6 separate regions of the Homo sapiens genome follow, and all the other regions are linked to region 2. A link is a loop called in an ENCODE intact Hi-C map of the cell type or tissue named here. Cell type or tissue: endothelial cell of umbilical vein. All regions are shown on one strand.

The links. Peaks named below come from ENCODE experiments on the same cell type or tissue, not always from the same donor. Only the 100,000 strongest peaks of a DNase experiment are listed, where the experiment ranks them.
Region 1: it touches region 2 in a loop (6-fold over the local background); 2 of 110 quality-filtered maps call a loop at or near these places.
Region 3: it touches region 2 in a loop (2.6-fold over the local background); 10 of 110 quality-filtered maps call a loop at or near these places.
Region 4: a loop joins it to region 2, with 8 times the contacts of the local background. A loop is called at or near these places in 87 of 110 quality-filtered maps.
Region 5: a loop joins it to region 2, with 3 times the contacts of the local background. A loop is called at or near these places in 4 of 110 quality-filtered maps.
Region 6: it touches region 2 in a loop (9-fold over the local background); 79 of 110 quality-filtered maps call a loop at or near these places.

The regions. Positions count from the first base shown.
Region 1 is chr5:59,560,372-59,565,371 of GRCh38, forward strand. The region is part of intron 1 of PDE4D (phosphodiesterase 4D); the gene reads right to left. It overlaps LOC107986347 (a long non-coding RNA gene), which reads right to left. Exons shown (of 2, transcript XR_001742409.2): 1 at 95-5,000. Among named protein-coding and RNA genes, the nearest start is that of MIR582, 140 kb to the right of the region's middle. RefSeq lists an enhancer at 2,527-3,177. In endothelial cell of umbilical vein, no CTCF peak of the experiment used is centred here; a DNase peak (open chromatin) is centred at 2,550; H3K27ac peaks cover 2,073 bases.
Region 2 is chr5:59,658,286-59,663,285 of GRCh38, forward strand. The region is part of intron 1 of PDE4D (phosphodiesterase 4D); the gene reads right to left. Among named protein-coding and RNA genes, the nearest start is that of MIR582, 43 kb to the right of the region's middle. In endothelial cell of umbilical vein, a CTCF peak has its summit at 2,663 (motif pointing left); DNase peaks (open chromatin) are centred at 2,676 and 3,976; H3K27ac peaks cover 1,479 bases.
Region 3 is chr5:59,585,324-59,590,323 of GRCh38, forward strand. All of the region lies in intron 1 of PDE4D (phosphodiesterase 4D), which reads right to left. Among named protein-coding and RNA genes, the nearest start is that of MIR582, 120 kb to the right of the region's middle. In endothelial cell of umbilical vein, no CTCF peak of the experiment used is centred here; a DNase peak (open chromatin) is centred at 2,388.
Region 4 is chr5:59,387,164-59,392,163 of GRCh38, forward strand. All of the region lies in intron 1 of PDE4D (phosphodiesterase 4D), which reads right to left. Among named protein-coding and RNA genes, the nearest start is that of MIR582, 310 kb to the right of the region's middle. In endothelial cell of umbilical vein, a CTCF peak has its summit at 3,063 (motif pointing right); no DNase peak of the experiment used is centred here.
Region 5 is chr5:59,523,196-59,528,195 of GRCh38, forward strand. All of the region lies in intron 1 of PDE4D (phosphodiesterase 4D), which reads right to left. Among named protein-coding and RNA genes, the nearest start is that of MIR582, 180 kb to the right of the region's middle. In endothelial cell of umbilical vein, a CTCF peak has its summit at 3,029; a DNase peak (open chromatin) is centred at 2,896; H3K27ac peaks cover 1,335 bases.
Region 6 is chr5:59,503,989-59,508,988 of GRCh38, forward strand. All of the region lies in intron 1 of PDE4D (phosphodiesterase 4D), which reads right to left. Among named protein-coding and RNA genes, the nearest start is that of MIR582, 200 kb to the right of the region's middle. In endothelial cell of umbilical vein, a CTCF peak has its summit at 2,491 (motif pointing right); no DNase peak of the experiment used is centred here.

The DNA of each region.
Region 1 (5,000 bases), 98 kb before region 2:
CAGGTAGATGAAAGCACAAAAAAAACCCATTCATTCATTCACTCACTCATTCATTCAACAAGTATGTATTGAACTCCAATTCAGGGTTAGATACTCTTTTGGCACCATGACTGTGAGATCTGGTTCTTGTTCTCCGCTATCTCTGCGACTTTTCATCTTTAGTGGGGAGAAAAGACAGGTAAACAGTTGATTAAAACCTAGTAAGAATTAGGTTCAAGTTTTCACAGGATGTGGTGAAGCTCAGAGGAGAGAGCAGAGCACTGGTCCAGTTCTCAGGTCTGGGGCCTGGAGGAGAATTGCCAAGGGAGATAGAGATTGAGCATAGTCAGGGAAGGGTAATCCCAGCAGATAAAGCAAACTGTGTAAATACGGGGAAAAGCTAGCAGGAAACAGGCAACAATAAATTCATTGTTTCTGGAGACAGTCTTAATGGGACATGGCAAACAGAGAGAGGATACTAGTGAGAGAGCCAGGTGCTGCGTTCCTGATGGCCAAAAGGTCTTGTTGGAGAGTTTGTATTTTATCTTCAGGGATCTGGAAAGCCTTGAAAGATTTCAATCAAAAAGATATTTAAAAACATGACAGAGTAAGAGAACACTAAGTTCCTCACTTAAAAGTTATGGCAGACATTTCAAAACTGTTCACCAATTTCCAGTTTTCTTCTTCCAACCCCACAGGAAAATTGTACTTCCCTGCCTCTTTGAGGTTAACAAAGTTGCATTGCTTTGGAAAATGAAATATGATCCACTTTTCGGGGTGGAAGCATTTAATTGTGACTTCTGGAATCTCTAACCCTTTCTTCTGTCATGGTGAAGGTAGACACCTGTGGTTTATATGGCGGCATTGCTTTTGGCAATCACATGGAGACTGCTGGCCTGCGGGGTTCTCAGATCCACAGTGGGGTCGTCCGTTATTGGAGTATTATTTTGCCTACCATGACTAGTACACGTATTCAAGTAATGGAGATATTCTTATAATTAACAAGCTACTAGCTCTGATTTGTAATTTGCTCAATTAGACAAAGTTAAGTGTGTTCCTTGTTAAAAGTATTCACCTGTCTAAAGTTTCTTGTCTTAGTAAAGCAAGTCACCGCTTCCAGATTTTGGAAGTGGTAATTAACAGCGTTTTGCTTATGGATTTACTTATAATTAGTTTTTGTTTTTGGAAATTTGAAAAATGCAAAGTTTAAAGAAGAGGGTGTACATTTATTCTAATTACTTTTAGAAAGAAGTAGTACATCAGTAATATGGTCTCAGTGTTAAAATATTTTAAAAGGGACCAGGCATGGTGGCTCACGCCTGTAATTCCAGCACTTTGGGCAGCCGAGGCAGGCAGATCACCTGTGGTCAGGAGTTTGAGACCAGCCTGACCAACATGGCAAAAACCCGTCTCTACTAAAAATTCAAAAAAATTAGCCAGGCATGGTGGCATATGCCTGTAATCCCAGCTATTTGGGAGGCTGAGGCCGGAGAATTGCTTGAACCCGGGAGGCAGATGTTGCAGTGAGCTGAGATCGCACCACTGCACTCCAGCCTGGGCAACAAGAGTGAAACGCTGTCAAAAAAAAAAAAAAAAATTAAATAAAATGTAGATTAACTCCTGAAAGTGAATACTGTACATGTTTGCATGCATTTTATTCTTTGTACCTTGTGACTGCTGGCTACTTACTGCCTTCCTCCTGATACCAGTTTTTCTCTACTGCATATGTCAATAAATGTTTAGAAATGCTTGAAGAATACAGAGAAAGCCCAAAGTGTTTTTTGTTTTGTTTTGTTTTGTTTTGTTTTTTTCAGAAATGCATCTAAGTGTCTCCTTACAAAATGAGAGAATTCATTGATTAGCCATTCTTTGGACATGCTCTTAAACGTCCTCTACCAGAAGGAATTTCATATTCCTATCACAAAAGGGAAATTGCTTATTCTTATGTTTATAACACCAGATCTTTTATTTGATATATACTATGTGTATATATTATACAAATAAGCTCTTTATAAAAGATAACCATGAAGGAATTATTTCCTGAAACGGCAAAATATAAATTTGCCTGTAAAATCAGAATGCCCTAGCCAATCTTTTGAGATTTGACCAGGATGATCCTGTGGGTAAGGAAACTAACCCTTTCAAATTGCATGAAAATTAGAAGACAAATGAAGATGTTGTGAATGGAAATTCATTTCCAAATAAACCACTGGGATAAAAATCATTAGAATAATGCTAGTTTCAAAATCTATGTTTTTCCGTCTCTTTGTCACTCACAATTATTTCAAATATGTTCACTTTAAAGTACAGTATATATACCTAGTTAGGTTGAGTCATGTTTTAGAAAAATTCCTTAGAGTTTGTTTTTAAGCAAAACAGGACTGTTTTAAACAAAGCAGAACCTTAACAGGAAACTGATAACAGTGGCCAAGAAAAGCATCTTATTTTCTATTTTCTGTGTATTAGAAAGAAACCCTATTTCTCACTTCCTCATATGGTAATTATATCTCGGTGGAATTGAATCCTCAGGACAACAGGGCATGTTATTGTGAGATATTTTACACCTGGCTTAACCATTCTGTAAAATCAGAGATAGTGACTAGCCCAGAGGCTCTGTCTCACTTCCTTCCGGTGTTGCTTAGCTATTGATAAATATTAAGGTGCATGTGATTTGGCTGCTAAAATGAAGAAAGGATGTCAGAAGGCTATCAGTTTGCTGAATCAAACAGCATTGCCACAGGGCTCCAAGCTGGCAGGGCCCCTCTGGGCATTGCCAGGTCACCAAGGAAGTGGCTGGGTGAGGTGGCAACAGGTGTCAGACATGCTGCTGAGCAGATGATCTCAGCAGGCCTGAGGACAGAAGAGAAGGTTACCACACAAAGTGCTTAGCTGTGACCGCAGAGGAATTTCAGCATCAAAGGAATTTGAGTAGAAAAAGGTTTCAAATTTCAGTTAACCCAGGGTTGAAGCAGCAGGACTCATTGATAGAAAGAGAGAAGCAAATAAAAGCCCACACTAGTTAACATAACTCTCAAATAAGAATGCAATTATCTGCAGCCACAGTAGCCCATGGAAAGATATCCCTAACCAGTCATTCAGTTGAGACATAGGGACATCACCTGGGTGGAAAGGACCCTTACAGGTTGTGAAGGAATTATAAGTGACCATTAGTGAGTGGTCACTATGTACCAGACACAGCTGTAAGTGCTTTATGGCCATTAATTCATTCCATCTTCACAACAACACTCTGAGGTAAGTATTCATATTTGCCTTATTGTACAGAGGTAGAAATGGAATCATAAAAAAGTGAAGACATCAGCCCTAGCTGATACAGCAAGTACAGAGGAGAGCCAGAATATAAACCTAAGAAGTCTGTCTGTATAAACCATGCTCTTAGCCACCAAGTTTCACCATCCCTCACAGGGAGAAAACTGCAGAGCAGAAAAGTTCTGGTCTTACTCCTAAGAAGAGATGCACATTACATACATGAAAAGATACCAAACATGACAACATAGAAAATGATGGATGCCAAGTGAGTGCCAGGAACTATAGAGCTGTTGAAAGAGATTCATTGCAAAACAGGTTGGAATAAGCAAGACAAACTTGAGAAGTGGATTCTCACATTGAGTGTGAACAAGCAGGGGCAGTGTGATGTGGAGGAAGGGAGCATGTACTCTACAGGCTTTAGCTTCAGAGGGGCTTGGGTTCAAATCCCAGCTCTGCCACTTACAAGTCATGTGAGCTTGGGGAAGTTACTTATTCTTTGTTTTCTAGTTTTCCTATCTGCAGGGATAGAAAAATGCTATTTCAAAACACTATTCATGAAGATCAAGCAAAATTAGTTATAAGCAGGTCTCAGCATACTTGGTACAAGGTACACATTTAATATGTGTACTATTATCCAACTAGGGAGAGATAGAAAGGGAGCTTCAGGTGAGAGGAACAGCATAAAAAATGATCCGCAAAAGCCAGAAATAAAACTTCTATGAGCTCAGTTCAAGCTGACTGGGTAGGTAAATGTCTGCCATGAACTTGGAAGTGAGAGAGAATCTCCCTTGGACACTCATTAAGGGGCCTCAAAGCCATGAAGAGTTGCCATGTGGTCCTTCCAGTCAATAAATAATTTTGTCCAAACACGAGTGGAAGAAAAAATTAAGAGACACCCGGATGGGGAAAACCCATTCTCTTTTTGGTGAGACAATCTAGCCAGAAGGACACTCTCGCCAGCTAGAGCTCTGCATATCCAAACAAGCACAGGTAAAGTGGAAGAACTGACCAGAAGAGGAGAAAACATGAATTAATTAATTAATCAAAGAAACACCTGTAAGGTTCCAAGTAGGTGGCAGGTAGGCTGAGTGTTAGTGTATCCAGTCAGGCAGGTGGTGATGACAAAGGGCCCCCAGGAAACTCCCATTTGTGTGAGTGAGAAAGGCAAGAAAACAGCATGCACAATGCTACTTGAGGAGCGATGTTTGAAAAAGTGATGCACAGGTTGCAGGGGATGCACAGAAACTAGGGATGCAGCACTGGAGTGGGGTGAGAAGCTTCCAAGAAGAGACAAGCCTTCTGATGGGTCTCAAAGGAAGAGGAGGGTCTCACCAGGCAAAGGGGTTGGGGGACACATTCTAGTCAGAAGGAACACCATGGACAAAGGTTGATGAATGAAGCAGAATGATATCTTTAAGAAGCTGCAAAACACTTTCCACCAGGAGGGTGCAGCTGGGGTGTGGCACATGAGGTTGTGAAATCAGGTCCTAAAGAGGCTGGAAGAATGTGTAGGAAGGAGATGGGCTCCGCTTGGCTCTTAGGTCTCTGCAGAAGGAAAGAGAAGGAGAATGGGACAGGTGGTGAGACTGGAGGCCTGTACACTATTTAGAAAGTTACTGGGCCAGGCACAGTGGATAATGCCTATAATCCCAACATTTTGGGAGGCTGAACCAGGAGGATCGCTTGAGCCCGGGAGATCAAAACCAACTTGGGCAACATGGAAAAACCCTATATTTACAAAAAAATAAAAAATG
Region 2 (5,000 bases):
TCTCACACCTAGAAAGTGTTGATCCTGGGTTGCTGAATTAAAACCCTCAAGTCTGGAAACTCTATTCCATCTACCTAAGAACCCAAAATGGAGAGCCAGATTTTTTTTTTTTTTGAGACGGAGTCTCGCTCTGTCACCCCAGCTGGAGTGCAGTGGCACGATGTCGGCTCACTGCAAGCTCTGCCTTCTGGGTTCACGCCATTCTCCTGCCTCAGCCTCTGGAGTAGCTGGGACTGCAGGCGCCCGCCACTGCGCCCAGCTAATTTTTTGTATTTTTAGTAGAGATGGGGTTTCACCGTGTCAGCCAGGATGGTCTCGATCTCCTGACCTGGTGATCCGCCTGCCTCGGCCTCCCAAAGTGCTGGAATTACAGGCGTGGAAAGCCAGATTTTAAAATGAGCAATTGGGTGTTTGATGTTGCCCAAAGGACTCCAGCAGTCAACAAATATACATTGCCAATGCCAAAGATATTCCTTTATTGCATGGTTTAAAAAGTTGGTTGAGATCTTTATAAATAAAAAAGTGTGTGTGAGTGTTCGTGTGTGTGTGTGTGTGTTTCAAGAAAAGTTTCAGCCAAGCAGGTGGCTCACATCTGTAATGCCAATGCTTTAGGAGGCTGAGGTGGGAGAATCACTTGATCCCAGGGGTTTGAGGGTACGGTGAGCTATGACTGCACCACTGCACTCCAGTCTGGGCAACAGAGTGCCTCTGTCTCTCTAAAACATAAAAGAAATTTTAATGCAACTTAAATTTTTAAGGTCAAGCCTTCTCTGTACAATGAAAACCTATGCAATCCAAGGAGATTTTCACCGTCAAAGGAGATCCTTATACTGGGAAGGGATATGTTGAATCAGTAAATAAAAGCAACTTTTGCAGATTTGCAACAAATGCCTAATGGGAGAATTTGCTTAGAATGAATCACTTGGGTGGGTGAACAAACTTACTGGTTCTGCATCAGCAAACATAGAGTAAATAGTGTCTTAATTTTCTTTCCAAAGACCAGAAGAATTTTGAAAAGAAAAATAAAACCCTAAAATATTGTTATGTCACACAAGAAGTGGAAGTAAACAGGCAGAAAAAACTTCTAAAGCTAAGCACTTAGGAACTGAGTGTTAGTAAAGAGAAACAACCAACTGCATTTTGGTTTCCTCTGTAAGCTAGCTGAGTGGAGAAAACTGTGAAGAAAATGAAAATCACAACTGATAAGTGCTTTTCTTCTCAAGGTGTGGCCTCCAGGCCTTTCCGATAATTATGTCATAAGAAGAGATTAGGAGTCTTCGTAGGTAAGAAGTCTTAAGGACAGTCTATTCAAAAATGTTTTTCATTTGGTACTCTGTTACAGCTATCTCCTTTCTCTGACAGTGTCCAGCTACAGTAACATCTATATCAAACTGCCTAAAGAATTTTAGCAATATTTTGATAACTCATCTATCATAATGTTCCCTTGCCCAGCCATCAAAGGGCAATCCTTCTGCTACAGTGTGCACGAAATGGTCTGAACCACACCACACATCCTTGAGCTCTGAATGCATCAAGATACCAGCAGTTAGAAGATTCCTATTCTCTGACAACTCTCTCATAACAAACTTGATTTATTAAAAAATAAATATTGAAGTAGGCCGGGCATGGTAGCTCATGCCTGCAATCTTACCACTTGGGGAGGCCGAGATGGGTGGATTGCTTGAACTCAGGAGTTTGAGACTCACCTGGGCAACATGGCGAGGCCCCATCTCTACTGAAAATGCAAAAATTAGTCAAGTGTGGTGGCATACACCTGTAGACTCAGCTACTCACGAGGCTAAGGTACAAGAATCACTTGAACCCAGAAGGCAGAGGCTGGCTGCATTGAGTCAAGATAATAGCACTGCACTCCAGCCTGGGCAACAGAGTCTCACTCTGTCGCCAAAATAAATAAATAAATAAATAAATAAATATTGAATTAGTAACTTTTGCATTTCATCCCTTGGTAATACATATTTCTTCTGAAGGTAATAGTATTTTATTCTAATGAACTCTTTCTGCCCCATGTTTAGTAAGCAGAGCTCATTTGTAACCATTTGGGCTTCAGACAAAAAGCTTTTCTAAGTTTTGTTTTTATGAAACCAATATTTAAAACCACTTCCTTTTATTTATTTTTTCTCTCTCAAAAACAAATGTCCATGAGGCTTCATTATTTTTTTCCTCCCTTTTCTAATTTCTTCTTTTTGAAAGTAATTTATTTTCTAAAATTGAAGAGCCACCTGACTACAGTTACTTTAGGGTAACTGAATGTGGTTGTGCTTTTGCCTTTTAAAGAGTTAGTTCTGACTACATTCATATAAGGCTTTGTTTTCAAGGATGTCTGGAATTCAAACCCCTGGGACTGAGAATATCACCCAGGAAAAAAAGATGCCAAATTGAACTAAAAGGCTACTTTACAATTTTGACCTGTGGATTTTATTTAATGAGGGACAATCAACAAGGCTAAGTAAAATAGTTCCTGGAATATGTCTGACAGTCATATGAATAGGATAAAAGCTGCTGAAACAGTGCTCAAAGCAAGTTATCACCAATTCTGAATTCTGAATATTGCACCTAAATTCACAACGATAATAGCTATTTTTAAAAATACCACTCATTATGTCTTCAAACTCTAATCTACCACTCTTAGATCATAATGCCAAGAGTAACCCCTACTGGCCAGTCTATTTTATGGCTAATGCTGAAAGGATACAGGAGAAAGGGTGGTTTTACTGATATATTTATAATCCCAGGAGCAGTTTGCCAGCACTGCATTTTCATGATAATATTATATATATATATATATATATATTTTGTCATCTAGCTCCTCCAGTGATACTCCTGAAGATTTAACATACTTTACTTTTACAAAGTTTTAATAACTATAAACATGTTGAACATTTTAAATTTCTGGCAATATAAATAATATTTCTAAATCAACAGATAAAAGGAATTCTGCTCACTTTAAATAGCTTTTCCTTAGTATTACTTTCTGAAGAGGGCAAATTATCAAATGATGTTTAAAAACTCCATTACCTGCTCCAAGTTAAGGGGCGAGACAGGGCACAGAATGAATACAGTGGGGGTGTGTCATTAGGATGCTAATTTACACAACAAAAATTAATGACAGATAAAGTCAGCAGCATGTTGACATGTCCAGCCCACATGCCCTACATTTTGTCTACTTACAAAGTGACATATGACTCTAGATGTTTGCATAAGCAACATGGAGATTCCCTTCATTATTGCATGTTTAGGTTGCTAGTAATTGAGTCATACTCCTGAGCTAAATTAGGTAAATAAACTTGTGTATAAGGAAGTTACCATGCAATCCTATTAATTTTCCATATCAAGATATCCAGGAATAAAGCAGAACTTAGACAGATTCTAGAAAAAATCACACATAGGGCAACATTCTCACTTCTTCCTGGCCCACTGCATCTCTTGCATTCTTTATGGGTTTGTAAAAATCAGGTTAAAATAAACTAAGTGTAGTTCATTTCACACAGGAAAGAAAGTATAAATGAGCATTGTAGGCCAGGATAAAGCTGTGGCTGGGGATAGGCATTCTGTCCTGTTTGCCTGGGGTGCTAATTTTATGAACATTATATGCTATTATAGACTATATTATTGTTCTCAACAATTCACTCTTTTGCCACTTGAATGTTCAGGCGTTCTGGGAGGGGGGATATATTGCTGAGACCCATTGTCTGGTTAGCCACAAACTTGCTTGGGCTAATGGAATGTGAGTGGAGATGACAGTCTGTCATTTTAGATCAAAGGCTTTAAGAAGCATTACGTGCTTCCCCCAGCCTCTTGCTCTTTACCCTGGGCCACAGTTCCGTTGTCAGAGTTCCAACCAGCTGTACTCTGGGCAAGGTTGAGCCATTTCCTCTACTTTCTTCTAATGGATGGAATGGTCTAACCCATTGAATTGACAGGAAAACAAGAAAATACTTTGGCTGGAAAGAAACTCTTACAAGAGCTCAGGCTAAACCCTAAGGAATTCAGACTTCTCTTTGAAAATCTTATTTGTCAATGGTCACAATTCAGGAGAAAGGACAAGGTATACTGCAACACCTGGGCCTCATTTTTGCTGACAATGGAGCAGATGGAGTGATTATCTGTAACCTTATTTGCACTGACCCTGAATATCTGTTGTTTGTCAAAACCATTTGAATCCTTTTAGTTTCAGTTTCCCACACGTATAATCTTATTACTCATAAAGTTTACTCTAAAGCAAGGTTTAAAATGAAATCTCATGAGAATTAAACATCATTTGTACACTTAGATTGCCATTCTTAAAAAAGTTACATAAATTCAGCAGAAAGAAAGCACTATTTTAAGAAAACCACCTTATCCTCTCCTTTTAATTGCTTCTAAGAAACTGGGCAAACCACCCTCAATGAAAATAATTTGAATAATAACATATCCGTTCTCTTATATTTTAATTTTATAATATTCCATATGTGAAACAATGGGGTAAATATTGAAGATGAGAGTGGGTGAGAGTCCTAGATTCCAGAAAGATAACTTTTACTTCTGCTATTTATTATTAATTTTCTTCCTTTCAAAATAGAGTTTTGTAAATTGCAGCTATTTCTAATTCTACTCAAACCTTTGACAAAGAAGGAGATGTATACACAAACACATTAAAGAAAAAAATAAATGGTTACATTTTAAGTTGGAAAATATTATTCCACTTTAAATATATCCTAAGTTTAAAGAAAGTATTTATTGTGAGCCAAGGCTTCACATTAAATTTTGCAATTTGTCTCCTTAATACTTCTAGAACAAAAGTTAATTATTTCTTAACCACTTACATAGGAAATAAGATTTAGAAATTACTCAACTCACTTATTTCTGCTGATATTTTTCTTTGTTTTTTTTTTCCTTTGAGATGGAGTCTCACTCTGTCTCCAAGGCTGGAGTACATTGGCGTGATCTTGCCTCACTGCGACCTCTGCCTCCTGGGTTCATGCAACTCTCCTGCCTCAGCC
Region 3 (5,000 bases), 73 kb before region 2:
TCATTTGAGACATTGTCATAAAAGCAGCTGGAAAGCCCTCCGAAACCTATATTTAGGTATCTATTATTCATCCAGAGTCCAGCCAGAACATTTACCTGAAAGATATACTTTCAAAATCAGACAAACTGCATTTCCAAAACAACCCATGTTAGCAGACACTAAGCCTTAACATGTGCCTTTATTATGCATTCACAAAGTTTCTGCTATGAAAGTCAGAATCCAGCTGACCCTAAAGGTATGGCAAAAACAAGCAATTTTAAAATAATGACCTTTTGCTCTTATAAATACCCTCAGCAATGAGTTCCTACACACATTTAGTCATAAACTCCAGCAAGAAATGGCACATGATATCACATGTCCAGGGACCTGAATGCATTGCATTGAACCTTAATAGATGACCAAATATCAAGGCACTAAGCAAGTTCTATGAGAGCCTGAGCACTTCCTGATTCATATGTTAGAATTCTACTAGAATTCTACTGGTTCATTCTGGTAGAAATATTTCTTGAATAGCTAAAATATCCTTAACTGTGAGGCACCAACACATTTTAGCATTATTTTAAAATTGAGTCAACATTCTAAGTTTCCCTTAACCTTCTTTTAGAAATTCAGACAAATTGATATATCAGAAATTCATGTGTGCCCTTCCCCAGGGAATTTTCAAATAAAAATAGCAAAACAACAAAAAACAAACCCTAAGCCTCATCTTTAAAAAAATTTATTAAATTGTTGCCATTCTCAAAGTTTTTTTCTTCCTCCATGAAATATTAGCAATTTAAATGTTCTCAAGTCCTCATGCTTGACTTATTTGGGGATGCTTCATATTAACAAAGTATTTTTATTGCATAACCATTACTTTCTCAGACAATATTCGGTTTTGCACAGTTTACTTTTCATTCTCACTTGATACCAATACTCTAGTTCAAGACAAATCCTCATCTGGTACCTGTCACGGAATTTGATAATTCTGAGTTTTACAAACTGAAGGGAATATTGATTACTCACCATATCCAGGAATGCCTTCTAAAGGGAAAATTATTCACGTGCATCATGTTCGCAGATCTTCTGTCATTAATATTTTTCTTGTCTCCTACGTTACATGTAGTGATTTTTACAGATGAATTCCAACTCTCTTGTTTGAGCAGCTATCGTGGGCAATTATTGCAACAAGTATTGAATCCCAAAAAAAAAAAAAAAATCTCCCCCCACCAATAAAAACAAATAGCAATTACAAAAGGCCTTCCAGGATTTGAAAAAAGAAACATCACAGAGCACTGCAGGTATGGGTCCATCCATTTAGGTTCCACTAGTTAGTCAACATACTAAAATAACCAGTTCAACTAATAATCCTAAATGGTGGCAAATATTGTCCTGGTAAAATCTAACCGCCTTGAGTGTAAATTAATGCATCCTTAAGGAAGGACTCTGGAATGTGGGAAGAAAGGAGTCAAAAGACAGTTTCTTGATATCCTTGTTAAAGAAGTGTTAGAAGGGAAATGGAAAACTTCAGGTTGCTTTGCCATGCTGTCCTTTAGAAATGAATATTGCTTTTTCTTCTTTCTTAGGCACATATTCATGTATGGTCACTTTAACGCAGTGCTACCGTCTGAGACGTGTCGGACAAAGGCCTGGGCAGAGGGGCTAGAAACCATGTATCACCAAAGCCAACTTCTTTCCCAGATTTCAGAATTGCTGGTTCAACTGCAAAAGTAGGAAGGCAATGAGTAATTTCTGCTCTGCAGGACAAGATTACCATTAACTACCATCATGACTTCAGAAGATGCTGTCACGATGAAATTCATTTCTGCTGCCTAACCCCATAATAAGGCTGGCTGTTCTCTTTAAGTAAAATGACTAAGCTATTGATCTTTTCACTGCAGAATCCCCTTTATTTTGTTATTATCAAAACCATGTGGGAGCTTTTCATATTTTGCCTTGGAAAGAAAATGAATTTCACAGCTGCAAGTCAGACGTTGTCTAAGAATTCTTCCCCCGATGTCTTTCTTTTCTTTTTTTTCCTCTCTCAATCTCTTTTGTTTTTCACCCCAAATTCAGTTTTCCAATAGGTGTCATTTATTCTGATGCTCTGACATCTTCTGAAAGATTCTCATGCCCAAGCTATACAGACCTTGCATGCTTTTAAAACACAATGGCAACAGGCTCCTGCTGGAGTCCCCCAGCGCCGAATTTCCAGCAGAACCTTTGGAATCCTCGCAGCCGCCTTGTCTGCCCTGGGCTGTGCCGCCCCAGCTCTGATCAGCTCAGGACACTTGCAGGCTCCGTGGTACTGTACATTAACTCTGCAGCAGCCTGGCTCAGCTGCAGAGACTGCTGCCTGACAGGGGATGTGCTGGCGTCAAGGGGGCCCTCTAGGTGGGTTCCCAGACATTGCAGAGCCGCGCACTCCTTGCTAACCTCCAAGTAAGAGCAAGCAAAAGGGGTTAAAGGAATAGCTCGCCCTGGAAGAGCAGACTTCTTTCAGTAATTACCAGGCAAGAAAAGCTAAACAAGGAGAAGCCTGTAAAACACCTCACAGGGAAATTACGCCTTAAACAAATACGGAGGGAGGATTTTTTGTTTGCTCGTTTTCCTTCTTACCCAGTGAAAAAAAAAGAAATAAAAGAAGTCCAGAGATAATTTGCAAATGATAGAGTTTGGTGGATTTCACTCCTTAAAAAAAAAGCACCGGGGTGGGGAAGCCTTGTTTACTTGATGATTTGTAACCATTTAGCTGCAGATGACCACATGGTGATTTTTGGACAGGAAATCCTATGGAAGCCGGTTCTGCAGAAGTCAGTTGTACTTCAATTGCAATTGCGCATGCCATAAAACTGCTTGTTTGATTAGGGGGTGTGTAGATATGAGGAATGCTGAGATAAAACGTTGCAATCCCTATCACTGATGTTTTGCATTTCTTCATGCTTGCTCCTTTGTTGCAAAAATTCTGTTCAATAATCCCCCAAAAGCACCCCATCACTGTTGATGCCATTTTGGAGCAAGAATAAAATAGTAAACTCTTGTAATAGTAGGTTGGCACTTAAATGGTATTTGTTTGAAATCAGTGGGAGAATGGACTTTGCAGTAGAAGTACACTCAACATTAATATACCACTTTTAACTTAGGTATTTAAAAAGGCTTTTACGCAATTGCTTGATATTAAATGGAATACCGGCAACATTTAATATAACATGCTATTATCTTCATTTAGGATTTCCCCAGTGAGGTCCTGTCATTGCAGAAAATATTACCCAAGATTGGGTGGAGGGCATGTCCCATAAATTCAAAACCTAGTATAAAGAAAACTAATCTTAAAAACCACCATAATTTGGAGAATTTTCATTTTGATCAAAAGATGATCCTAAAAGGAGGATTCCTAGGAGGAAGAAGAACTGGGTGATTCCTTAAAAGCAATGTGAACTTGTAGGTTCAGAAAGATGCCACTACAGCATAAAAGAATCTTGAGAATATTTGTTGAGATTTCCTGTAGCCTAGGCAGTGTCCTCATGACCCCTTTTTGCTAAAGGGACTAAATCTCTTCCATAAGGTCATTTGTAATCTGGCCCAGAAAACTTCAGCCTACATTGTTTTTAACAAGCTTTGAATGTTTTGAATCAAGTAATTAAAATTTTGATATTATATTAGACATTTAAATATTATTATTTAAGAGCTAGGAACATCTACAATGCCCCAGGTCCCATTCTAAGATAGTTACAGTATTACCCCATTTAATCCACACAACAGCACTATGAGTTAAGGACTGTTACTAGCCCTGTTCTCCAGATGAGGCTATTGAGGCACTCAGATGTTAAGTAGCATGTCTGAGGTTAAATATCTAGTGAGTCACTATCTGAATCAAGGAAGTCTGGCTCCAGAGCCTGTACACATTACCACAATATTCTAGCACCTCTGTAATCATAATAATACCACCTTGTTATACTTTTATACTTTCTAAAATATTATTGTTATATGTATTATTTTGGCATCACAGAATTATGCTGAGGAGATTAAGACATTTATTATGCCCATTTTGGAGATGCCAAAAAGATTGTATTTGTTCATTATCAGGCATCTTGTGAGCAGTAGATCTGGAAGAGAATTCAAATTATTTGACTCTGGTTAGTGATCTTTGATCATGATGATGATAATGATGGGTTTTAATTATTTTAAAACTAACATTCAGTCCTTATACAAGAGAGTAGGTCTCCATAGAAAGTAGCAAATGCAAAGATTTTTTAAAAAGATGTAAAAATATATTTTCCTTTGTAATGAACATCATTTATCTGACATTATTTTCTTAGTCCATTTTATTCTACTCTGTTCATATGTCAAACCATCACCTATGGGTGATAGGATAGTAAGAATACCTCTGAATCTTTCTCCACTACCACACAGTTCAACATTCAATACTTGTTAGCTACATTTCCATTTGCGGGCAATGATATAAGCAAAGCACTTTATAAATAAAATACAAATGATTTGGCCATTAAACTACTAAATATACTTAAACTAAGAGGACATTTTAGCTGAATATTTTTAAAGTGAATTTTCGTTGGATTTTTATTTTTATACATGCAACTGTCTAGAATAAAGTCTAACAAATTAGAACAAAAGGAAACACAACTGAGAAACTATGATAAATAACAGAAAAGCCAAATTTCTGCTTGAAAGATAGCAAAGAAAAAACTGTAATTTATTTCACAGTTCAGAGAATCAAGACTACACATTATTAAACAATCCAAAATTGAATATTTTTGCAGACATAAGGCAACAAATATAAAAGAATAGGCTTGCTTAGAAAATAGAAATAACTCATTTCCAGCATTTTATTCCATTTATATTAGAAAGAGGGTCTTAAGAGTTATGTCTACTAATTTATAGGCTGATACTTTACAAATTTAATACTTCCTACATGTATGGCCTTCAAGAAACAACAGTTAGGCAGAACTAATAGGTTTGTAATCTAAAAACAAGTTGTCAAAAATGAAAAAATGTTGTTGGGT
Region 4 (5,000 bases), 270 kb before region 2:
TCTGTAAGCAAACAAAAAGTTAACTATTTAATAAAGTTTGGAATATTTTGCCTATGTATCTCCTTCCTGGATATTTACAATATTTATTTAGCTTCCAGTAATATATCAGTTTAATTTTATGAAGCTCAGCTTATTTGACCATGCAACCATTTTGCAGGTAGTACCTGTTGATATTAGCATTCCACAAAACCTACTTTGGGAAATACTAACCTAGGTTACTAAGGTTCATACTAGCAAGAGATGAATAAGACTAACTATTATAAATAATAATGGAGAAAAAAAGAGCTCCAATGATCTGACACAGAGAAATGGATTTTATGAAGGGACATGATTTCTCAATGAGAAAGAAAGAGGAAACAGAAAACTAATAGTTCCATTGTATTTCCATAGTTAGGGTGGCGTATGGTTAGGATTCTTTGTTCAGTTTTATAAACCTCGTACTGTCATGACTTCATTAACCCAAGGCTAAGCTGTAATTCTAAAAGGTATATATATATTTAAAAATTGACAAATAAGAATGTATATATTTATGATGTAAAACATTTTATTTACATAGATGTATACATTGTGAAGTGGCTAAATCAAGCTAATTAATATATACATTACCTCACAAACTTATCTTTTTTTGTGGCAAGATCACTAAAAATCTACTCTTTTAGCTATTTTCAAGTATGCAATGTATTGTTGTTAACTATAGTCACCCTGAGGTACAATAGATCTCTGGAACTTATTCCTCCTGTTTAACTGAAATTTTGTGTCCTTTGACTAACATTGCCCCAGTCTTCAGCCCCCACCCATCAGCCCTGGTTAACAACCATTTTATTCTGTTTCTATGAGTTTGACATTTTTAGCTTTCACATTTAAATGAGATCATGTGGTGGTTGTCATTCTGTGCCTGACTTATTTCACTTAACATAACGTCATCCAGATTCATCCATGTGATCCCAAATGACAGGATTTCCAAAATATATAAGGAACTCAAAAAGGTCAATAGTATGAAAACAAATAACTTGATTAAAAAACAAGAAAAGGATCTAAACAGATGTTTCTCAAAAGAAGCCATACCAATGGCCAACAGGTATATGAAAAAAATGTTCAACATCACTTAATAATCAAGGAAATGCAAACTAAAACCACAATGAGATATCAACTCATACCTGTTAGTACAAAAAAGATGAAAGATGGCAAGGATGTGGAGAAAAGGGAAGATGTTTACACTGTTGGTGGGAATGTATATTCACATAGCCATTATGGAAAACAGCATCGAGGTTCTTTAAAAGCTAAAAATAGTACTACCATATTATCCAGCAGTTTCACTACTAGGTATATATCCAAAGGAAGTGAAATCAGTGTGTCAAAAAGATATTTGCACTCCCATGTTCATTATAGCATTATTTACAATAGCAAAGATACAGAATCAACCTAAGTGTTCATCAACAATGAATGGATAAAGAAAATGTGGTACACACACACACACACACACACTCACACACTAGAATTCTACCCAGCCCTGAAAAAGAAGGAAATCCATAATAACATCTTTTATTTTGGATAGAATGGACATCAAGGGTATTTGTGACAGATATACCATGAATGACATGAACCTAATATTAAATATTTATTTTTGTTGATGTAAGGAACATTAATAGCCTAGAAACTATAAGTTTTAAGATTTAGCTTAGGAACTCAAACGATGTAGCAAATATATTTCATCATGATTTGATCTATCTATATCAATCTTATAAAATTGTGTGAGCATGAGGTTTTGGGGATGAAGAGATAATGGAATCAAATTTTAGCTTTTACCCCCAAACCTTCTAGACTTTAATTGTATATTATGTAAAATGTAAGTATTTAAAATATGAAGTTCATGAATGGGTTCATGAGTCAACCGCAGGGGAGTTGGTGAAGCCCCTGAAACTATATGAAAAATTGTGTGTACATTTACATTTTTCAAGAGAGATTTGATCTAGTCAAATTTTCAAAGCACCCTGAGATACCCAAAAAGTGATAGACCCCTTAAAGAGATAATCTCTAAGAATTCTGTCTCCTTTTTCATTAACAGTTTTATAAGCTTTCTTATGAAAAGTATGTCATGTTTATGATATTTAGTAATTTCTTTGCTGAGCCTTCATTTTTAGCTATTCAAGAAATTTAAAAGTAAATTGTAAATATTACAATTAGTTTCTAAGGATTGTTTAAAATATCATTAATTATATAAAATTTTAATATATATTTTCAGTTCTTCAGCTAGGACAGACAGAGCCTCTTTAAAAGATTTTATTTGATGCTGGGAAGGGTGCTGGGAAAAGAGAACTCCTATACACTGACGATGGGAATGTATATTAGTACAGCCATAATAGAAAACAGTATGGAAGTTTCTCAAAAAACTAAAAATAAAACTATCATATGATCCAGCAATCCCACCACTAGGAATTTATTCAAAGGAAAGGAAATCAGTATATTAAAAGTACACCTGCACCCCCATGTTTATTGCAGCACTATTCACAATAGCCAAGATATGGAATCAACCTAAGTGTCCTTGATGGAACTGGAGGTCATTACAATAAGTGAAATGAGCCAGGCACAGAAAGACAGATATGGCATGTTGTCACTCATATGTGGGAGCTAAAACAGTGGATCTCTTGGAGGTAGAGAGTAGAATGATGGTTACCAGAGGCTGGGAAGAGAGAGGTGGGATGAAAAGAGGTTAGTTAATGGGTACAAGCATATAGTTAGATAGAAGAAATAAGTTCTAGTGTTCGATAACACAGAAAGGTGACTATAGCTAACAATAATTTATTGTATATTTCAAAATATCTGGAAGAGCTGAAGTGTTCCCAACACAAAAAATAATAATCGTTTGAGGTGATGGTTATCTTAAATACCCTGATTTGATCATCACACATTGTATGCATGAATCAAAATATCACATGTACCTCCTAAATATGTATAATTATTATGCATCAATACAAATATTTACAGTAAAAAGGAGATTTGAATTGTAAGAAAAAAAGAGAAGAAATTCTATTTTTGCAACTTATAATAGTTATTATTTGTGTGAGATACTCACTTGCCCACAAGATGGCGCTCTCTAATTTTGGATATACTATTTTCCCAAACCAATTTCTCAAGAAGTTATTTCTAAAGTGTTCTCTTCCCTGAAAAATAATATTTACAATAAATTATTCTTCACTACTGTTTGATTTTCATGCTTGAACATCTAACAATGCATGACAAAGTATATGTTAATGTTTTTGTGTGAGTGGATTGATGAATGGATGTTTCAGACATTCACAGAATGTTTACTAAATTTCTGCTGCATAAACAGCTTTGCACAGTGGATTTATAAACAAAGAAACAAAAGGTGTTAAAGTATAAAGAGCAAATCAGGGTTACTATTTTTCAAGTTAATATTTTTATATCCAAGAGTTTCATATTTAAATGAAAAATGATTGTTATAGACATGTAAATGTACAGCAAAGAGAAGACATCGGTTCAGTTAGGTAAAAGACCTTATAAGTTGTTGTGACTTATGAAGAACTTTAAGGTTTGTATGAGAAGGAGGTAAGGGGAAGATATTTAAGAGGCGGCAAATAACATAAGAAATAGCTTGAAATTATGTAGTCATGCCATCCCAAAATAAAATGGCCTCCCATTAGATAAGGCTAGATGAGTTACAGAGGGTGGTAAAAGTCACTCCAAGAGGAAGAAAAGGTAACTAATATTTACTGAGAACATAATATAACTCATACTGTTATTTAATGATCTTTCCCCACCCTTGAAAATACGTGGATGTGCCTCTTATTAGAGTGTTAGAATTATGGTGCTATATTTGGATATTTTGAGTAGGTTGCACTTCCCTAAATGTTGTACTAAATCCCAGTATACAGTCACCAGAGGAATAGAGATTTCCCAGAGAGGAAATCAGAGTTAAGGAGGTGAGCCTTAAGTAAGCATAGGAGGAGACTAAACTTCTCTGTCTTGATTCTCAATCTCTTGAGTAATGACTATGTCTTGTGGAGCCCTCTCTTGTGGGAAAGTTAAAGATGGCCTCTGCTGTCCAGTGTGAAGAGGGAGTCAGAAGAAGAGTTTCTCCTAGGGGACTTCATTTGAATAAGATATCTCCTATGATAGAACAAATTATCTAGTTTCATGTTACTTTGATTCTACATAGTTTGTCAGTAAAGTGTTGCTTTAAAATTCCTGCTTTGTCTCAGCTGTTAAACAAAGAAAAGGATTTTTTTAAAACCCACATTTAGATCAAATTGACTTAAAAAGAGTACCTGTCTGTCCAAAGGATGATGGTAGTGAGAACAACAATGAGAAAGACCCTGAAAAAAAGAATTCTGCTTCTCACTGATCTCTCTTTCTTCCCTTATTCCCCTAAAGTCATCTCCAAATTAGGAGTCAGAGGGATCTTGTTAACATCTGTTTAAAGGTCTTTGTTTAATAAGGCAAAGCCACTAGTAAGATGAATAGAGCTCTGAGTCCCCTTCTGTTTCATCTCCAACTTTTTCCCTTATTCTCCACTTTGCTACTTCACTCCAGCCACCAGGACCTTCTTACTGTCCCTCCATGATGGCAGGAGGACTTTTTGTACCTCCTTCATGTTTGCTCACATGCTACCTTCTGAATGAGGTCTTTCCTAACACCACTTAAAATTCCACCACCCACCACACACACATTCGTTAACCTCTTCTCTAATACACTTTTCTTCATGGTATTTATCACAAAATCTTCCCCATACATATTTTTAAATATAGATATATAAATAAATATATATTTCTATATATTACATATATATATAATATATAAATTATTTTCATCTTTCACTCCCAGCTGGAATATAAACTCCACAAGGGTAGAATTTTTGTCTGTTTCATTCACTGCTGTATTTTTTTTTACAGTACAGAGAAGAAAGCTCAGAACATAGTATGCCTTCTGTGATAATCCTGAGTGTGAACTTGAGTGGATGGAAGGATACAAAGTATTGATCC
Region 5 (5,000 bases), 140 kb before region 2:
ATGAAGGTACACCTGCAAAAGCAGAAGCCCTGTGGTCCACATTGAACTTTAAAATCCTTATTAGCATTTTGTATCTGAAAATTATAGGGATGTTTTGTGAATTTTTATAGATCTAACACAATTGTCAAATATCAGCTTTGAACCATGAAAACATTTCTAAGATATTACGCAAACTAAACTCTAAATTGAGTTTTCTATTTCTATTTGAATTTCACATATCTAAATTTCCTATGTTGTTTCTGAGAGAGCTCCATATCTGTGCTGGAGTTGGTTCACTGCACAACATTTCTTACAGGTTTAGATAGCACACCTTGTTTTGTGCTACATTCTCTCTTGGGAGACCTCAGTTGTATTACAATCATAGATGGTTGCTTACTAATACAGAAAGTAGAAAAAAAAGCTGCCCCTTTGAAAACTATTTAATAACTTTAATAAGCTGCTTTGTAAATAAGTAAATAAAAAGATACACTTCCTTTTGTCAAAGCAAACTCTTTGATATGGTCTGGTTCTGTGTCCTCAACCAAATCTCAACTTGAATTGTAATGCAAATTGTAATCCCCACGTTTTGGGGGAAAGTCCTCATGGGAGGTGATTAGATCATGGAACAGATTCCCCCATGCTGTTCTAATAATAGTGAGTGACTTCTCTGGAGCTCTAATGGTTTTATAAGGGGCTTTTTCCCCTCCACTCTGCACTTCTCTCTCCTGCTGCCATGTGAAGAAGAACATGTTTGCTTCCCCTTCCACCATGTTTGTAAGTTTCCTGAAGCCTCCCCAGTCATGTGGAACTGTAAGTCAATTAAACCCGTTTCCTTTACAAATTACCCAGTCTCAGGCAGTTCTTTATAGCAGTGTGAGAACAGATTAGTACAGTCAGTTGGTACTGAGAGTAGTGTGGCACTACTGCAGATACCTGAAAATGTGGAAGCGACTTTGGAACTGGGTAACAGGCAGAGGTTGGAACAGTTTGGAGGCCTCAGAAGAAGACAGGAAAATGTGGGAAAATGTGCAACTTCCTAGAGACTTGGAGGGCTCAGAAGACAGAAAGATGTGGGAAAGTTTGGGACGTCTGAGAAACTTGTTGAATGGCTTTGACCAAAATGCTTATAGTGATACGAACAATGACGTCCAGGCTGAGTTGGTCTGAGATGGAGATGAGGAACTTGTTAGAAACTGGAGTAAAGGTCACTCTTGCTATGCTTTAGCAAAGAGGCTGGTGGCATTTTGTCCCTGCCGTAGAGATCTGTGGAACTGTGAATTAGAGAGATGATTTAGAGTATCTGGTGGAAGAAAATTCAAAAGGAAGCACACCATAAAAGTTTGAGAAATTTGCAGCCTGATGATGTAATAGCAAAGAAAAACCCATTTTCTGGGGGAAAATTCCAGCCAGCTGCAGAAATTTGCATAAGTAATGAGATGCCAAATGTTAATCACCAAGACAATGAGGAAAATGTCTCTAGAGCCTGTTAGACGACTTCACAGCAGCCCCTCCTATTACAGGCCTGGAGGCCTAGGAGGAAAGACTTTATTTTGTGGGGTGGGCCTAGGGTCCCCCTGCTCTGTGCAACCCTGCATCCCAGCTGCTTCAGTCCCAACCATGGCTAAAAGGGGCCAACATACAGCTCAGGCCATTGCTTCAGAAGGTCCAAGCCTCAAGGCTTAGCAGCTTACACGTGGTGTTGGGCCTGCAGGTGCACAGAAGTCAAGAACTGAGGTTTGGGAACCTCCACCTAGATTTCAGAGGATGTATGGAAATGCCTGGATGTCCAGGCAAGAGCCTGCTGCAGGGACGGGGCCCTCGTGGAGAACCTCTGCTGGGGCAGTGCAGTAGGAAAATGTGGGGTGCAAGCTCCCACACAGAATTCCCACTGGGGCACTGCATAGTGGAGCTGTGAGAAGAGGGCAACCATCCTCCAGACCCCAGAATGGTAGCTCCACCAACAGCTTGCACTGCGCACCTGGAAAAGCTGCAGACACTCAATGCCAGCCCATGAAAGCAGCCAGGAGGGGACTGTACCCTGAAAAACCACAGGGGTGGAGCTGCCAAAGTGGTGGGGACCCAACTCTTGCAACAGCATGAACTGGATGTAAGACATGGAGTCAAAGGAGATCATTTTGGAACTTTAATGTTTAATGACTGCCCTATTGGATTTTGGACTTGCATGGGGCCTGTTGCCCCTTTGTTCTGGACAATTTCTCCCATTTGGAATGAGTGTATTTACCCAATACCTGTGCCTCCACTGTATCTAGGAAGTAATTAACTTGCTTTTGCTTTTACAGGCTCATAGACAGAAGGGACTTGCCTTGTCTCAGTCGAGACTTTGGACTTGGACTATTGAGTTAACGCTGAAATGAGTCAAGACTTTGGGAGACTCTTGGGAAGGCATAATTGTGTTTTGAAATGTGAGAAAGATGAGATTTTGGAGGGCAAAAGGTGGAATGATATGGTCTGGCTCTGTGTCCTCACCCAAATCTCGAATTGTAATCCAAATTGTAATCCCCATGTTTTGGGGGAGGGAACCTCATGGGAGGTGATTAGATCATGGGAGCAGATCCCCCTGCTGTTCTCATGATAGTGAGTGACTTCTCAGGAGATCTGATAGTTCTATAAGGGGCTTTTTCCCCCTTTCCTCTGCACTTCCCTCCCCTGCCGCCATGTGAATAAGAACGTGTTTGTTTCCCATTCCACCATGATTTTAAGTTTCCTGAAGCCTTTCCAGTCATGCAGAACTGTGAGTCAATGAAACCTGTTTCCTTTATAAATTACCATATCTCAAGTAGTTCTTTATAGCAGCATGAAAATGGACTAATACACCCCTGCAGTGATAAACATTTTCATCTTTTGAGAATAATCAAAAATAGATGTGCAGCAAAAATGTCATACCATTGCTTCCTGTGCCCTGTGATGCACAATGGAGCAATGCAGCACTCCTCACTAGATAAACATTCTGAAATAACAGTACAGGGCAAGCAGTCCTAGGAAGGCAGACCACAGAGCTTAGAAAAAGTACACGCTGCAGTTTGAAGTGCAAACCACAATGAGGCAATGAGGAGCTTATGTCCACTCTCAATATAAAACATATCTCTGTTAAGTCCTCAAATGCCTATGGTTCTCTGCAGTCACCCATTAATGACAACTAAGGGACCATGAAGGGGGAGACATGGACTGGCATTGTCTGCTGCACCATTCCTGGTGGTTTGATTAAAAAACACTGAAACTGGAGAGGATATGTTTAGAAAATAATTGTATGCTTGCTTCAATTCAGCTTTTCTCTCCACTTTTAAAATCAGGTAAAGCCAAACTCATATATATTCTTATTATCTACAACAATTACTGTTTCAGGAGGTTGACATGTCTTGTTACCTAAAACCACTGAAAATTTGAATGTTGATCAACATTTAAAATAGCAAGAGGAATCTTTTCCCATTGCTTAATTTTATTTTTTTGAGACAGGGTCTTGTTCTATCTCCCTGGCTAGAATGCAGTGGCGTGATCTCGGCTCACAGCAACCTCTGCCTCTCAGGCTCAAGCAATCCTCCCACCTCAGCCACCCTAGTAGCTAGGACTACATGTGCATGCCACCATGCTTGGCTATTTTTTTTGTATTTTTTGTACATATGGTGTTTTGCCATATTGCCCAGGCTGGTCTCAAACTCCTGGGCTCAAGCAATCCACCAGCCTTGGCCTCCCAAAGTGCTGGGATTACAGGCATGAGCCACCAGGCCTGGCCAATTTTATTTCTTACTTGACTTTTTTTGTTGGTGTAGCCATTCTCCTATTGATAGACACTGTTCATTTTAATTTTTGACTATTACAAAGAATGTTTTTGGGAAATTTTAAAATTTTTTTCTTCTCATGCCAAAATAAAAGCTTATAACAGAAAATATAGGCAAAACGTGAATATGTAAAAGTTTCTGCAATCCTACTTACCCTGAAATAACCACTGAATGGCATGGTGGTTGTTATGGTGTGTGTGTGCATGCAAGTGTGTTTACAACATTTATCTTTTTCTGAGTATAAGCTTATATGTAAATTTTAAATTTACATATATGAATAAGCAAATGCATAAATTTGTAAAAATTGAATGGTACTAAACATACTTTTTATAAGATCCTTTTTTAACCCTGTAAGGCTATTAAAATATTCAAAACACTATCCTTTTTCTAGTACTATGTTCACAAAGTATTCATTTTAAAATATCACTATAGAACAGTATATTACAGCAGGCAAAGAAGTTCAGTTGAAAGTTATACTCCTAATATTTGAGAGAGATAAGAATGGATGAAGTTTGATGTACTTAATCCTATTGCAATAAAGTGAACTTTCAAATATTTCAAGCCTTCACTGCAAAGTAAAATAAGACCTATTCTTATTTCTTCAAAAATTTTATATATTATAAGTAGGTAAGGTATCTCCAGCTGAAAGAAATAATTTTATGGCCAGCTTTCCAAACCTTCCAAATTGTATATCACTTTCTTCTCTTTTAATTCTGCTGTCTCAGATATTTAATTAATAAGAGCTGCTGTAGCAAGGGGCTTGTCCATAATTTTATTGTCAACATTTCTGAGTCATCTACTTCTGATTTGTTTTAAAATCAAATGCAAGATATTTGGCTAACATACAATCACCATGAGCTAGGAATATAACAAATAAACCAATGACAGCCTTCTCTGATGCACCCTTACTTTCATCTGAACCATTGTGCTAAGAAAAATTAGTTTTTTATTCCTTAAAAGTCTTAAGTATCCTTCTGTTATATCTGAAACCTCAACTCCTCAACTCCTTTTTTGTTAGTTGACCATCAGCCATCAACCACCATCCAGTTAAAGTCAATGATGTGAACTGCACGCTTAAAGGTAAGCAAAATTCTTTTAAGTTCTGCTTTGAAAAGAGGGAACAAAACCCTTGGTGACAGGAGTTTGTAATCTAATAGGGGCACTGTGATTAAGTGACATAGTGCATACATGTGTGCCAGGAAACAAATCTATACTGAGTACAAT
Region 6 (5,000 bases), 150 kb before region 2:
TTTATATATTGGGTCTAGGATGAGTTGGTTTCTTTTATATATTGGGGTCTAGGATTACTTGATTTCTTTTGAAGAATCCTTGTAGAATGAACCAAAAGATAACAGATAAAAATATGCAATCAATAAATGTAATAGCATGTGCTAAATGTCATGTGTACCAGAATTAACACTTGGCCTATGAGAGATACAGAGTAATATAGGGCCCATTTGAATCCTAACACTGATTTGTCATCCTGTTTATTTAAGAAAGTTACATACTATAGTATTTCATAATATAGTTGAACAAAGTATCTGTTATATACATATGCACATTAAGCCACAATTCATTTTGCATTTGTAAGAAATTCAATATTATTTTGAGTAATTTGAAGGAAACACAATTCTTACAATTTGCATAACTGAGGTTCAAAAGGAAAGTCCACCATCTCAACCCAGTTAAATTTGGCTAACTAGTATGTACCAATCAATATAAACACGTGCTTTAAAAAAGTTACCCTAGTTCTCATTCCTAGGAAACATCAGCTGTGTAGCACCGGGATTCATTTCTGTTCTCATACAATTTAATTTCTGTAATAAAAAATCTATGTCCATTTTTTGATGTGTCATTGCTGATAGCTTTAAAGTGTTATACCTCTCTCTTCCCCTCTGTCCTACATTTGGGAAAACTGTTAAGAAAGCCCATGTGTTCTCTCCTTTGGTGATGGTGGGAAATTCAAACCACACCAGAGTCCACCCACACAAAACTCTCAGCATGGCCTCACCCACTAAAAGTCATAAAATCTCAAACCAGTCATTTTCCCCCTGCTCTCTCAAGCTACTTCAGACCTTCTTGGGAGGCCTGCTCTGCTCTCCCCAGAAAAACCTCATAATTTTATAAGTAATACATACTTTCATACTTTCTTGGTAGGGGTATATGTGTGTGTGTGTGTGTGTGTGTGTGTGTGTGTGTGTGCGTGCGCGTGTGTTTGTGTATGTGTGTGTGTGAAAGTGAGAGAGAGAGAAGTGTAGGGCTGCTCATTAGTCTTAACATTTGAACCATATTTTGGGTGGAGGCTTATCTGAATCCACACAATGGATACAACAGTTTCATCTTCTAGATCTTGGCTATTTGGTTCTCCTCTTCTGCTCCTTTCTTTGGGAGGGAAGTAAAAAGCTAAAATATGCATTCCCAGGTTATGCATAGAAGCTAACCTAAGGGAACTGCAGCTTTAATACAGCAAAAAGAACCCAGAGGAGAGTACAGAACTGATGTTATTATTAGCAGAAGTTGAAAACATTCACCTGCCTAATTCTGAGTTGGCTCTGGCATCAACAGTCTTTCTAGAATTTGTTCAAACAGCATTATTAGCAGAGGGTGCTGAGAAGAGCAGATTACCAGATTACTCTTTTTATGCCTACATTAGATTGGCCTCTTGCAGTGCATCAATATAAGGGTATGTGGTATCATTTCCAAGATGAATGTTAAGGAAATTCACACGGACAGGGGAAAGCAGGTTTTCTACACTTAAATAGCACATTCTCAAGAGGGAAAATGTCAACGTATGGCTTATTCATAGCACAATAGCTGTTTAAACTACAGCTTAGAATCTACTATGTGCCAAGCACTGTGCTAAGCATTTTACATTTTGCATATATCATTATTAGTGCCATTTTACTATTGGAAACCAAAAACAGATCCAGCAGTTGTCAGAGATAGAATTTCAACTCAGACTTACCTCATATTCAATGTCTATATTCTAATGAACTCATTCTAAGACTTCAGATTTACGTTGTTAAGACTATGAAGCTTTTTGCTTCCTGATAATCTCTGAATGTCTAATAGGCCTTTATAGCTGGCAAGCTTAGGAAAGAAGCACATTTTTTTTTCTGCTGGAATGTAGGGAGATATCTGTCATAGCTCATAGATGAAATATATAAAAACACTACATGGTATCCATTATTCATTTCAGCTCCATTGCCCTAAAGAAACATAACACCATGAATTTAGATGTAGCAAGACAATGGAATAAATGCTTTTAATTTTTTTTCAATAATTATGTCAAAATAGATATTCTGGGAACCGTGAGAAAGTAGAAAGTGTAGAAGTCATGTTGTTGACTTCAACATGCTTACAATATACCTAACATATGGCTCAGTAGTTTGTCTAGTTGTTAATAATTTGAAACATTGATTTGCTAAATTAATATAAATGGTTTCACATTACAAGTAAGGTAAGTATTTTAAAATACTAACTTTTCAAGACTTCATTTTTTAGAGGAGTGAGATTCACAGTGAAATTATGAAGGTATACAGATTTCCCATATGTAACATACTAGTTTTCAAGCATTAATTTTAATAATTCTTATATCCTGAGTTAGCATTTAAATTTATTTTATACCCTTAGTCTTTGGCAAAAAAAATGCTTCTGCTTAAAATAGCTTATTGGCTAAGAATCCATCATTTTAAAGAAAATTATGCATAATCAACAGGTATATAGTTTAAATAGAAAACAGCAGGGGGAGCTCAAAGACAGGTTGGACAAATTAAAAGTTGACTTCAAGAGTACTGAAAAATTATTTTAATAAAAATTTGAAGAGAAGAAGGAATATACTGTTAAATTATGAGATGATATTTTATACAATAATTTCCAGCAAAATAGCTAGCTAAATGGAGGAATAGTTTCCCATACAGAACACTTCAAAAGTCCAGAAAAAAAAATTAATGCACAGAATCACTAGACATCAGTGAAGTGAAAATTAAAATTACAATGAAATAACACTACATATTACTCAACTAGAATGGTTAAAATGAAAAAGATAATACGAAGTGTTGACAAGAATGTGGAGCTCTTAGAAAATAGAGAATATTGGTTGGAATCTAAATTGAAGAAGCTACTTGAGAAAACTGTCTGTCAGTCTTCAAAAAATGCATGCCTCATAATCAAGCAATTCCACTTCTGGCTATATACCCATCAGAAATATATATGCATTATACAAAAAGATGTATACAGTAATGTTCATAGCAGCATGATTTGTAATAGTTTCAAATAAAAATAAAACAAATATTTACCAATAATAAAATGGGCCAGGCACAGTGGCTCACACCTGTAATCCCAGCACTTTGGCAGACTGAGGCAGGTGGATCATTTGAGATGAGGAGTTCGTGACCAGCCCGGCCAAAATGGCAAAACCCCATCTCTACTAAAAATACAAAAATTAGCCGTGTGTAGTGGCAGGTGCCTGTAGACCCAACTACTTAGGAGGCTGAGGCAGGAGAATTGCTTGAACCCTGGAGGCAGAGGCTGCAGTGAGACGAGTTCGTGCCACTGCACTCCAGCCTGGGCAAAGCAGTGGAACTCTTTCTCAAACAAAACAAAACAAAACAAAACAAAACAATAAAATGAATAAATAATTTATAACATATTTGTATGAAGATGAAAATGAACTACAACTACATATATAAAGACAAATGTTCCTTTAGGCCCAGGAGTTTGAGTCTAGCCTGGGCAACAAAGCGAGACCCAGTCTATACAAAAAAATAAAATAAAATTAGCCAGGTGTGGTGTCATATGTCTGTAGTCCTAGCTACTTGGGAGGCTGAGGCAGGAGGACTGCTTGAGCCCAGGAGTTTGAGGCTGCAATGAGTTATGACTATGGTACTGTACTACAGCCTGGGTGACAGAGCAATACCCTGTCTCAAAAAAAAAAAAAAAAAAAGAAAAGAAAAGAAAAAAGAAAGATAACTTTTCCAAATACAGTGTTGAGGAAAAGAAGCTAGAGAACAAAGAACACACTCTCTTTGGTAAATAATATGAATATTATCTTAGAAATCACAATAGTAGTTACTCTGGGGTGGGGGCAGAATCTGAAAGGTACACAAATGGGGGCTTCTACAGCTTAGCAATATACTGCCTATTAATCTAATTGCTGCTTACATGGGTATGTTATCTTCATGGAAATTTACCACATTTTACATTTAGGTTTGTGTGCTTTTTCCTCTTATGGTATAATTCAACAAAATTTGCTCTAAAATTATACTGGATGATTGCTTTAAATCATTAAATTAAAAGTTTTTGAGGCTTGAAATTAAGAAAGCTTGGTCCCACAGGGATAACTAAGTACTAGAATTGTTTTTTGCTTTGTTTGTTTTTTTGTTTTTTTCCTGAAGGCATTTACCAATTCTTTGGGTTCCAGGGCAAGAATCTAAACAAGGGGCCTAAACAGAGAAAGAACTCACATTCAGACTTCACAGAAAGTCTTATACCCAAAAGTCAATACCTATAACTAGGCATGCTACAATCTTTCATGCAGAACAAGACTTGTCTTGGTTTCAGGCAGCATATTTAAAACAAATATTTCTTTCAAAAATTTCTAATCACAAGTGTATACTTGCGATATGTAATATGGCATTGGATATTTGCGTGGCCCAAAAGTTGAACATTTCATTTAAAGTAAATCTATAGTTAGCAGACATGCAGTTACTTAAATTATAAGCAAATCCTCTTTCGAAAAATACACTTTCAACACAGATAATTTCCAGAGATAAAATACTAAAGAGTATGAGCTCACATATGTAAAAAAATATAGAAAATGCATAAAAAAAATAAACTTGCCTGAGAGACAATCAGTGGAATAAACTGCACAGGTAGACCAACAAGATTACAGATATTGGAACTATCAAGGAACTAAAATAAAAAAAAATATTTAAGCTGTTTAAAGAAATGATAAAAAATTTAGTAAATGAGCAAAAGACAATAAAAATCAACACACATATTTAGAATAAAGACCAATAGAACTTCTAAAATTGAATGTCTAATAACTGAAATTAGAAACTCAACAAACAGGTGAAACAACAAATTAGACTCTACTGAAGGTTGAATTAGTGAGCCAGAAAACATATATGAATGAAACATTCAGAATGCAGTAGAAAAAGAAGTGGAAAATATGAAAGCAAGGTTAAGATAGGTGAATGACAGAGTGGGGCCAACATAAGTCTTACTAGGGTTGGGATAGATTAAAAGG